Linked DNA regions of Homo sapiens: region 2 is linked to region 1. Evidence: chromatin loops called from intact Hi-C (ENCODE). Cell type or tissue: sigmoid colon. All regions are shown on one strand. Links, peaks and the distances in the headings refer to the core of each region. The heading gives the core; the rest is flanking DNA. Region 1 has its middle 74 kb from the start of SMIM20. Region 2 overlaps TBC1D19 (TBC1 domain family member 19).

Region 1 (5,383 bases), core at 215-5,214:
TCTCCAATGTGCAAAGAGAAGCATGGAAAAGTTCAGTAAACTGCTTATCATCTTACATAGCAGAGGAGCTGAGATTTCAACCAGGCAGCCTACATGCTTCACCTCAATTCCGTATTAAATGCATACACATGCATACACACACACACACACACACACACACGGGCATTTATTTATTTATTTATTTATTTAATTTTGAGACAGAGATTCACTCTTGTTCTCTTGTTGCTCAGGCTGGAGTGCAATGGTGCGATCTCGTCTCACTGCGAACTCCGCCTCCCGGGTTCAAACGATTCTCCTGCCTCAGCCTCCGGAGTAGCTGGGATTACAGGCACCTGCCACCACGCCCCGCTAATTTTATATTTTTAGTAGAGATGGGGTTTCTCCATGTTGGTTTCTCCATGTTGGTCAGGCTGATCTGGAACTCCCAATCTCAGGTGATCCGCCCGCCTCGGCCTCCCAAAGTGCTGGGATTACAGGTGTGAGCCACCACGCCTGGCCTCACACATGAACATTTATAACAGCAGGACCTTCAGCACATCACCATTCTGCCTATGCCAAACTGCCAGTTTGTTCTCAATCCATCTCTGCCTTTCCTCTGCTCTTCCTTATATCCTAGGGAACTACAATTGCCAGCTCTCATGGCTCTGGCTTGTGGGTTGGTTTAGGGAATGGGAAACTGGTAGAAGATTAGAGAGGGGAAGAAGGGAGAGCCAGGGTGTTTCTCTATGTCTTTCCTCCGGTAGCTCCCACAACCCTGTTTCTCTTCCTTGGCTCTGCCTTCTGTCAGATGGCCCCTCCTCGACTGTTTCAGATCCTGCCAGCGGTCCCTACATTGGAGTCCCAGCCATAAAGCAGTAGCATCATCCTTCCTATTGCTGCTCCAGCCCTAGGGGTCATGGTGGCTTCCTGAGGTTGATAATCTCTGGGTCACCTGTTTGTCTTCTCAGTTTGCCTATCAACTTGGGTAACCAATTCCCTATATTAAATTTTCTCTGTTTGAAAGACCTAGAGTGGTTTCTAATTTTCTTGCTAGATCCAGACTAATAACTCATTTGTGTGAATTAAAAATCTATGCGTGCTCTGGTGGAAGAAGTACTGACCTGTGAATCAAGATGCCTGGGATGGAGGCCAAGTGCTGTCCCAACCCAATGTGAAACCTCGAGCTCTTTGTCTGTCCTTCTTAGACTTTGCATGCTTTTCTTTTTTTATGAAAACTTTTTTTTTTAACTTTAGAGAGATTGGGTCTTGCTGTGTTGCCAGGTGGGAGTACACTGGTATATGATCATTGCTCACTGCAGCCCTGAACTCAAGGGATCATCCCACCTCAGTCTCCCGAGTAGCTGGGACTACAGGTGCACGCCACCACATCTGTTTTGATTTGTTTTGTACAGATGGCGTCTCGCTATGTTCCCCAGGCTGGTCTCAAACTCTTGGCCTCAAGCAATCCTCCCGCCTCAGCCTCTCAAAATGCTGGGATTCCAGACATGAGCTACCATACCCAGCCTAGATTTTGGATTTCTAATTTGCAATGTTAATGTGGATTAGGTGCTTTTTTTAAAAAGTACATTCTTACTCAAACTCTTTGAATGTGTGTGTGTGTGTGTGTGTGCGCGCGCACGCACATGCATGCATGCGTGCTCGAGATCACAGATTTTTTTCTATGGATAATATGAATTCAAGGATATGCATGAATCACATTAAAGCAGCTGCCTTTGGAGTAGAGAACAGGGATAGAAAAGAGTAAAAAGACAATCAGAAGCTGGGCACAGTGGCTGACGACTGTAATCCCAGCTAATCGGGAGGCCGAGGCCAGGGGATCACCTGAGGTCAGGAGTTCAAGACCAGCCTGGCCTACATGGTGAGATCCCGTCTCTACTAAAAATACAAAAATCAGCCAGGCGTGGTGGCGCAAGCCTGTAATCCCAGCTACTCGGGAGGCTGAGGCAGAAGAGTCACTTGAACCCGGGAGGCGGAGGGCACAGTGAGCAGAGATCACACCACTGCACTCCAGCCTGGGTGACAGAGTGAGACTCCGTCATCAGAAAGTCCCGGTACTGACAATTGGAGAGCAATGCAACACAGCACACAGCAGTGGTTCCTAACCTGTCGGCCAGCCCACGTGCTGCCGTCCAGAGCTAGACGTGTCACCAATCACCTTCCACATTCACCCTCGGTGCTCCTGAAGCAACGGGAAGCCTTTTCTGGGTGTTTTGTTGTTGTTGTTCCACAGTCACTTCTTTATGGGCCAGCCTCGCCCTGAGAACGAGGAGGGTGAAGGCGGTTCAGCCCGGACAGGCTGCTGGCGCCATCTAGCGCTCCGATGGAGAACTGGCTCCCGCGCATTCTCTGAGTTGAGATTTCCGGCGCCTGCTCCGAGCTCTCCAACCTCCATCTGCTTTTTTCAAAACCTTCATAGCTTGCCAATTTGCAAATATTGGGAAGTCACTTTGCCTTGAAATCTTCAAGGAGTAACTCTACTGAGCCCATTGCCAGTAGAACCCGCAGAAGCTGCCAGGCAATTACCTAACCCCCAAGAGGCCCCTAGCAAATTGGACATTCTGGGCATTTAAAACCCGCCATCCGCATGCACAGAATTGTAGGAAACGTGGGCTCCAAATTTCATCATCAGAATCTCTGAGGGGCGACCTCAGCCTTTCCTAAGAAAACAATGTCTCTCATGAGGTGTGAAGACATCTGCTTTCCAGAGTCCCCCACTGCCACTATCTCTAAATAACAATTTCTAAACAAGTTGTTGGTTCACATTTAAAATTGCGAGCCATGTTTTCTTTTCTCCATATAGGAGAGGAGAGGCTGGTTGTTTCAGGATTCATTAAGCCCTAATTTCTTCACCAGCATTCTGAGCGCAAATGGCTTAGCTGCTCCATCCCATGTTTAAGGCATATTGAAATAGGCCCTATCCTGCCTGAGACATTAACTTTTAGCAGTAACTGCTAGAAAAGGACCTTGATTTATTTATAATCAGCTGATGTTATCATTCACAGGAAAGACTAATAACATGAGAAATAAACTTGAGCACTGAGTTAGGGGGCAAAATTTGGGAGCCCACCTTAGTTTTTTTTTGTTTTGTTCTGAAATAACCAAGAACAAAGACAAGAGGCGAGTACTGAGTACGGATGAACATGAATGAATTGCTAATTATCGAAACAATTTATTTGGACACTCTGCTACCCGGGAGAGAAGTAGGGTGCTTTTTGTCTTTCCCATCAAAGACTTTATTGCTATTTTGATCATCCAGAATTGTCAAGACCATGTTTCCCTAATAATGCGGCCAGCGATTTCATTTCGCCCTAGGGCCACGGTCACCCAACAGCTTGTAGGACTCTCCGTCCCTCTCTGTTATGAGTGCAGGGAGACGACAGAGGAAAGGAGGGTATAGGTTGGATGCGAAGTGGAAGAGACTTTTCTCTCCCCTTTTCCAAGTGTCAAAAGTGCATCAGTGGCAAGGAGGAATTGCCTTTTAGTTTACTTGGATTTTGACAGGCCCCTTTTACTTTCCCGTCAGCTCCTCAATTCAGGCAATTTCACGGCTTCTTTTCTGCTACTGAGACGTGTTTGTGGCAGCAGTGTTGTTAGCTGCAGCCACAGGCTGAGGAGCCAAATTGCTAAGCAGCCTCGCTTTGACTGCAGCCCACACCCGCTCAGGAGGATTTGCTAGCAACCCAGTGACAGTCCAGACCTAACAGGGCCATCAGGCCAGCCCGAAGGGCGACAGTGTGTCCTGGTTCATTATTCAGCCCAGTTAGATGGCTGAGAGCTGTCTGTATACTTACTTTCAATGAATTGAAATATCATAAAATAGACCTCATTCATTCATTTAACAAGTAAGCATTTATTGAGAGCCATGCTAAAGCTCTGCTGAATGTAATTAGCCGATTAAGCCAAACTCTGCTAAAGAGAGTTCCAGGCAGAGGGAGCAGCAAGTTCAATGTCTAGGTCATAGGCTTGGCTTGTTTGAGGAAGAGCAGGAAGATAGGAATAGTTGGGGGGAGATGAGAGCAAAGATGAGATCCTGGGCTGGGAGGCCACATCATGTACAGCCTTCTAGGCCACAGTGGGGACTTTGGGTTTTAGACTATGTATGATGGGAAGCTACTATGGAGTTTGAAGACCATGCTGTTTCCAGCCCCAAAGGGGCTTTAAAATGCCATAGCCTCTAGGATGAAACACCTCCTCAGCACAGCACCCAGCTAGCTTCTCCTCTGTGCTCTCCTCCTGCCTCACCCCACTCGCATCTCCATATATACCCACCATAGCTCTCTCTTATTTTCCAAAGGCAACATCCCTTTATCTGCCTGGGAAACACCTACCTGCCCTTCAAGACCTTGCATATCCACCACTGCCTTTATCCAGCCGATCTTGACTGTCTTACGCTGTGAATCCCCCTGTTCTTTGCCTCAGAGCCTCTTGGACACAATCCTATTATATAGGGTCCCTGTCATTTCTAAGTGTCTCCCTGCCCTGCAAGACTGGAGGCATTAGACAGGGGAATCCCGTGTGGGGCTGGGGCAGAGTCAGCAAAATAGGTGTGTTAAATTCTCCTTGGGTGGATGAGCAAATGAACAAGTGAAGGGGTAGCTATGGAGAGCTAACCCATGAACTCCCTACCAGCCGTCCACTCCACAGTGTGAAGAATGGATGAGGGGTTGGTTGCAAGCCAGACTGCCTAGGTTCAAATTCAGCCTGCAGCAAGTATTTCCCAGGTGACCTCTGGCAAACTTCTGTGCATTCACTTCTTTATATATAAAATAGAAAGGGTCATAATGCCATGCTCTGCCCACAGGTTGTTGAGAGGATTAAATAAATTAGTATATAAAAGCACTTAGGGCCAGGCATGGTGGCTCATGCCTGCAATCCCAGCACTTTGGGAGGCCGAGGCAGGCGGATCACTTGAGGCCAGGAGTTCAAGACCAGCCTGGCCAACATGGTGAAACCCCATCTCTACTAAAAATACAAAAATTAGCCAGGCATGGTGGCAGGCACCTGTAATCCCAGCTACTCAGAAGGCTGACGCAGGAGAATCACTTGAAACCAGCAGGCAGAAGTTGTGGTGAGCCGAGATCACATCATTGCACTCCAGCCTGGGTGACAGAGCAACACTCTGTCAAAAAAAAAAAAAAAAAAGCACTTAGAATAGGGCCTAGCACAGTAGACATTTGGTAAGTGTGAGTATTATTATGGCTGTTTTGTTGTTGCAAGGGAAAGGGGCTGCAGGATACAGAGAGGGGAATTCAGGGGAGAGTGGGAATCTTGGGGGGGTGGGGTGGTGAGCTTGCTGCTTTCTTCTCCAGCTTTGTCTGGGGCTGTTCTGAACCACAGGTGCCCTGCCTATAAGGCATGTCTCAGAGGCTCTTAGAGGGAACCA
Region 2 (5,383 bases), core at 51-5,050, 730 kb before region 1:
GCTATAACTATACTGTTACAATTATTACTATAGCGAGATTTTTTTTGGTGTCTTGAGCTCATTATAAAGATGCTAAATTATAATATGCTGCAACTTAGTGATACCTTCTTAAAGGGCACAGTGTTACTAGCTTTTACATAAAATGGCCCCAGACTGATTTGCTGGAGTGGTCTAATACGCTGTTTTATAGCTCCTGTATTTTCCTTTGTGAAGTCTCCTTTTTACTTCTCACTGTTGTTGCTATTTTTTCATATCTATATCAGCCTTTTCCATGCTTCTATTTTTGTAGGAGGCATAAAAAAGAGTTAACCAATTTGTTAGACATGTGTGTTAAGTAAAAGCTAATATATTCTAAACTAAGTTGAAAAAACACTTCTATGGATGGAGAGAAGAACTTGAGTCCATGGACAACTCTTTTGGCTATTCAGAGGTATTTTGTTATTGTTTCTTGCTTCTTAGATAAAATATAAAAAGTTACTATAAAAGTAAGTTTCTGGGATAATAGATGTAACAATGGTAATATATAAAGTTAAAATTAACAAACCTCTAATTGAGTTCAAATAAATACTCATTACAGTCCTATTACATGCTAGATACTGAGGCAACAAAAATGAATGATATGGCTCTGAACTACAAGAAGCTTGCAATTAAGAGGAGGAGATAAAGTATAAACAAACAATATCAAGATAACATAGCTAGAGATACCAAAGAGTTTAGACCAGGTACTATGGGAGTCTAGAGGAAGGGCCCTTAGCCTAACCTGGGGATTCAGGGAAAGCTTCCTGAAAGAGGATCATGCCTAAACTGAGCTTGATGACAGCCAGGTGAAGAAAGGTTAGATGGGCTATTCTAAGCATGGAAACATGAGAAGTGATGAGACAGGAAGCAGCATAGTGCTTTCGTGAGAGTATGTAGCTGTGGGTATAAATAATAAATAGTTTGATATTGCTATAATTAAAAATGAGATGGGAAATAGTGGAAAATGAAGCTAGGAGGTAGACTATAGGGATCAGACTCAAGAGGTCCTCATATGTCATGCTGAGAAGCTTGAATATCACTTGTTAAGAGATGGGAAGCCATTAAGAACACTTTGAGAAAAATGGCAATTTGCAGATTTTCACTTTAGATGTATAACTCAAATGAGCAGTGTAAAAGACAGCAAAACTAGAAAAGACTGTGGGAAGAGGGACCAGTTAGATGGTTGTTGCAATTAACAAGCTAGAGATAGTAAGAACTGAAAGGAGACAAGGCAGCGGGGATGGTGTGGAAGAGAGGGTTCCAGACGTATTTGGAAGATAAAATTGGAAGGTCCTCGCGACTTATTAGATGAGTTGGGGACAAGGTGGAGAGAAATCTAGGATGGCCTTGAGTTACTAGGAAGATGACAATTCAATTAACTGAGAGAGAAATAGGTGGGTTTTTGTTTTTTGTTTTTTAATTTAGTTTCTTCTTTTTTCTTTTGGGGGTGGGCATAAGAAGATAAAACAGTGAGTTCAGGCTGGGACATATTAAGCTTTAGGTAGTTATGGGAGAGGTACGAACTGGATATATTTTAGAGTAATTAACAATAGATAGAATCATAAAAGCAAATGGCAGCCCCTAGATAAAAGTAAGAAAAGAGAAGAGCAGCAGAACAAGAGTGAGATATTAAAAGAGGGACAGAGGTAGATGGCCCATGAAACTGAGATTCCATATTGAGAGACACAGGGAGAGAACAGCGCCATGAAAGCCAAAGCCACGTATGAGTTTTAGATATAGTGATCAGTAAAGTTAAACACACTCATAACAGCTACATCTTCTGAGCACTCACTACATGTCAGGCACTTTGTGGTTTTATATACCATATCTCATGTAATCTATTATCCACATGGTACAGATGATGAACCTGAAGTTCAGAGAAGTCATGTAACTTACTTAAGGTCATAGGATAAGCTGGAAGAATTGGGATCTGAACCCAAGTCTGCTGGATTACAAAACCCATGTTCTTAACTCTGCTGGAGTAAAAGAACTTCTTCAGGATGCAACTTAATATTATCATAAGGACTGCTATATATTGCTTTTCCAAGAAGCATATCTTAAAACCTGTCTAGTTATCTCAAAAGAATATTTAATGTCTAATGAGGTCATTATATATTTGATCACTTTATAACATCAAAATAGGTGATTTCAGTGATACCTTTTAATAATATTTTTGTTTCATAAATACTACATTGGTCAAATTATGAGAACAATAAGGTGCAATACAAGATAATCCACTCAATTGAGTAAAGCCCAGCTCCAAAAAACCCAAAAGGAAGGTCTGCATTGGATTAGCTAGTGTTCTTCACAGGAAAATGAAGTGCCTTGGACTTAGATCTAAGCATACTCAGCTTTCTCACAGGTTTACTGTTGGTCCCAGGGAGAATCAGAGAGAGTATGCATAATTTAGCACAAACCTACCACAAATGTGGAGGATTTCATTAAATTATACATTCTATGGAAGGTTTATTTTAGATAATAAATGATTATCCATTAAAGAGAATAAGAAAGTCACATTTTGATTATAAAAGTTGTAATTTTTTCACTTCCCACTAGAGGAAGCAATAGCATTACTCTTACCATTTGGTGGGTAAAAGACAGCATATTCTTCCAGTCCTAGTTTTCCTATAAGAGAAAACCATAGAGGATTTCAATATGATTAAGTAAATAAATCTTTAAAAATCAACTTATTTTGTGAATGTACTAACAACGGAATTTTAAAAACTACTATAAACTGATATGTCATTTCATGATATGAAATTAACTTAAAAATGTACCAGCCAATCTTTTGGTATTAGCAAACCCTTTCATCAATTAAAGTAACACGAACATAAGTACAACAGAAGCGACACAAAACAACCAAAAGAACAAACGCTTTCAAGTTCCTTAGGCACTTAAGAAGAGAAGTATCTATTTATTATGCATAAAATTGTTTTGCTAATTACAAATAAGTCTAATCTATTCATTAAAGCAAGTCTTAAGCTTTGTAATACTGTGTGTACACTTTTATGGAATGTGCTGAAAGTTAAAAATTAAATGACTAGCTGTATGGTGGTCATATTTTCTGAATACCAAAACAGTTCACATGATTTCAGAATGGGGCTGAATATTTGAAATCAGAGTTGTCCCAGAAAAGTAAAGTATATTCACAATAGTCAAATATTTAAGAGAGTTTTAAAAAGTATCTTTCCTTTAAAACTCTTAAAAGTTCTCAGTTTTTTCCACCTTCCACTGAATATCTTTAAATAGCTTTTACTTTGACAGTTTTTCTAACACTTTTGAGTTTATTGAAAAGTCACTTGTATTTTTATACTGGGCTAAGAGTAATATTTTTAGTTAAAAAAAGTTCTTTTTATTCTTGTTAGGGGTGGTGACAGAGACGAAATGAAGAATAAGAAGTGTGAGCAGTTCAGGTTAGGGTGGAAACAAAAAGGATTGATCTTGTGAGCAAGAAGAGAATGGAATAATGAATAGGTAGGTAGGTAAGTAGATAAAATTGATTACTGGGCTAGATGCTGAGAGGCAAACATATATATGTTCTCTCAACCATGTGGTTTATAGTCCAGACTAAACCATGAAACATTAGGGTATATTTGCTAACTTTTCTAGCACAGACTTTAAGTGTTTAGAAGTTCAGAGGAGAGAGAAATAGATGATGGGTTGGTGGACATGGTGAGGTACTGGCTAGTTCTTCAAGGACCTATGATTTTTAAGGTTGGAAAGTGGGAAGCCTTCCACATGCAGGGACTATAGGGAGGCTAGAACGAATATGGGGTATTGTGGAATAATCAGGGAAGCAAAGTTAGTTAGGTTAGGACAGTATCAACTGGTCAAAGGCCTTAAAATCCTGGCTGAGTTTAGAGGTGAGCTCAGTAGATAATTCAGTTTACAATCAGTTTTTCAGCAGAAGACTTAAAGAAACAAACAAAAGGTTTCCATAAATTCAATTTAGAAGCAATGGACCTAAGAAAACCTTATGTTAGGGGTAGCTGAAATCCAGCACAAGGTTATGTGGCCTCTCCTAGGGTAGGAGGTGGAGCAATCAGGCAGATAGTTCAGACATAAGAGATACAGGAGAAAGTTTCTTTCTTCATGGAAATGGCAGAATGACCATACACAATGAAGTCTGAGCTTTCAGTGTTGGGTGTTCACCATTTAATAAAAAGGAAAAGTTGGGAAGGGCATTCAGCTGAAGTTAATTGTATCTTCAGATGATGGCAGGATATTGATATTTTATAAGCAGCTGGTGATAAAGAGGAGAAAAATAACTAAACTAGACATTGGAGAGCTAAAAGCATATAAATTGTATCAAAGTTTTGTGTGTGGTGGAGCGTTTTGAGAGAAGTATAGATTGTTAAAAAAAGTAGAAAAAGCAAATCTGTGTTATAAACTTAGAAAGAAAAAGAAAAGTCAACAGATATGACATAAAAACAACAATAAAGGGTAGAGCACACAGGGAAGACAGAGAAAGTAACTTGAAATGCTGCTTCTGGGAACCACTTTCCCGTGATTTGTGATAAATTACTTGGGCACTGATTTGAGGTATGAAAGGATAATTACGGTCATCTGAGAGAAATCTTAAGTAATTTATAATAATTTGGCAACACCACTATCTCCAAAAATAAAACAAATATTCTTGGCATGATTATGTAAGTCTTAATACTTCCTTAAAATTATTAAAAATTTACCTCTTATGTATGATTTTGGTGGCGAGGCACTGTTGAATGCAAAGTGACTCAACACAGATGTATCCCGGGAAAAACAAAGTAATACCTGAATATAACATTGGAAAAAAAATAGCAATTAAGCACTATTATAAAACCAGGTAATTCATTATTTCCTACTCAGGAGGCATCCTTCAAGTTCAAGTACCGTGCCTTGCGGTGGGAAGAATGCCCTTTATCGGTATACCTTTGGTAAGCATTACAGTGGGATGCCAAATTCTTCCAAAGAGTTCTCACCATTTGCTACCTCAACTTTGAAGAGCAGAAAATGCAAACTGCTAACTAACAGTTGACTCTTCTCTTGTGTTTTCTATCTGGACAAGAGAAGCACCTGGGGGAAATTTAACAGATGAAAAATGTATGGAGAAGACCCTGAGTAACTATTGTGACATAGAGCAATTTGGGAAGTGCAGGAAATGAACTTGACTCATACTGGGATGCATCACGCAGTTAGGCATGTCAGGGTGGGAGGGAAGGCAACTCGTGGTACTTAGAAAGGACAGCAGCAGCAGTAGAACAAGTGGTTGCCTAATAAAGGGTAGAAGCTAGCTGTCCTGACCAGTAGGGTAGAGTATGTCAACTCTATGTGGAGATGAAAATAGGCACAGTAGAAAGTCAGGATCAAGGATGTCCATTAGGAG

Evidence for each region. A loop is a pair of places that touch in the nucleus more often than their neighbours do. Peaks named below come from ENCODE experiments on the same cell type or tissue, not always from the same donor. Only the 100,000 strongest peaks of a DNase experiment are listed, where the experiment ranks them.
Region 2: a loop joins it to region 1, with 4 times the contacts of the local background. A loop is called at or near these places in 13 of 110 quality-filtered maps.

The regions. Positions count from the first base shown.
Region 1 is chr4:25,985,231-25,990,613 of GRCh38, reverse strand. No RefSeq gene overlaps it. Among named protein-coding and RNA genes, the nearest start is that of SMIM20, 74 kb to the right of the region's middle. RefSeq lists an enhancer at 2,039-2,238. In sigmoid colon, for the core only: a CTCF peak has its summit at 2,321 (motif pointing left); a DNase peak (open chromatin) is centred at 2,313; H3K27ac peaks cover 227 bases.
Region 2 is chr4:26,717,341-26,722,723 of GRCh38, reverse strand. It overlaps TBC1D19 (TBC1 domain family member 19), which reads right to left. Exons shown (of 21, transcript NM_018317.4): 14 at 4,707-4,791; 15 at 2,599-2,643. Among named protein-coding and RNA genes, the nearest start is that of TBC1D19, 140 kb to the right of the region's middle. In sigmoid colon, for the core only: a CTCF peak has its summit at 2,579; no DNase peak of the experiment used is centred there.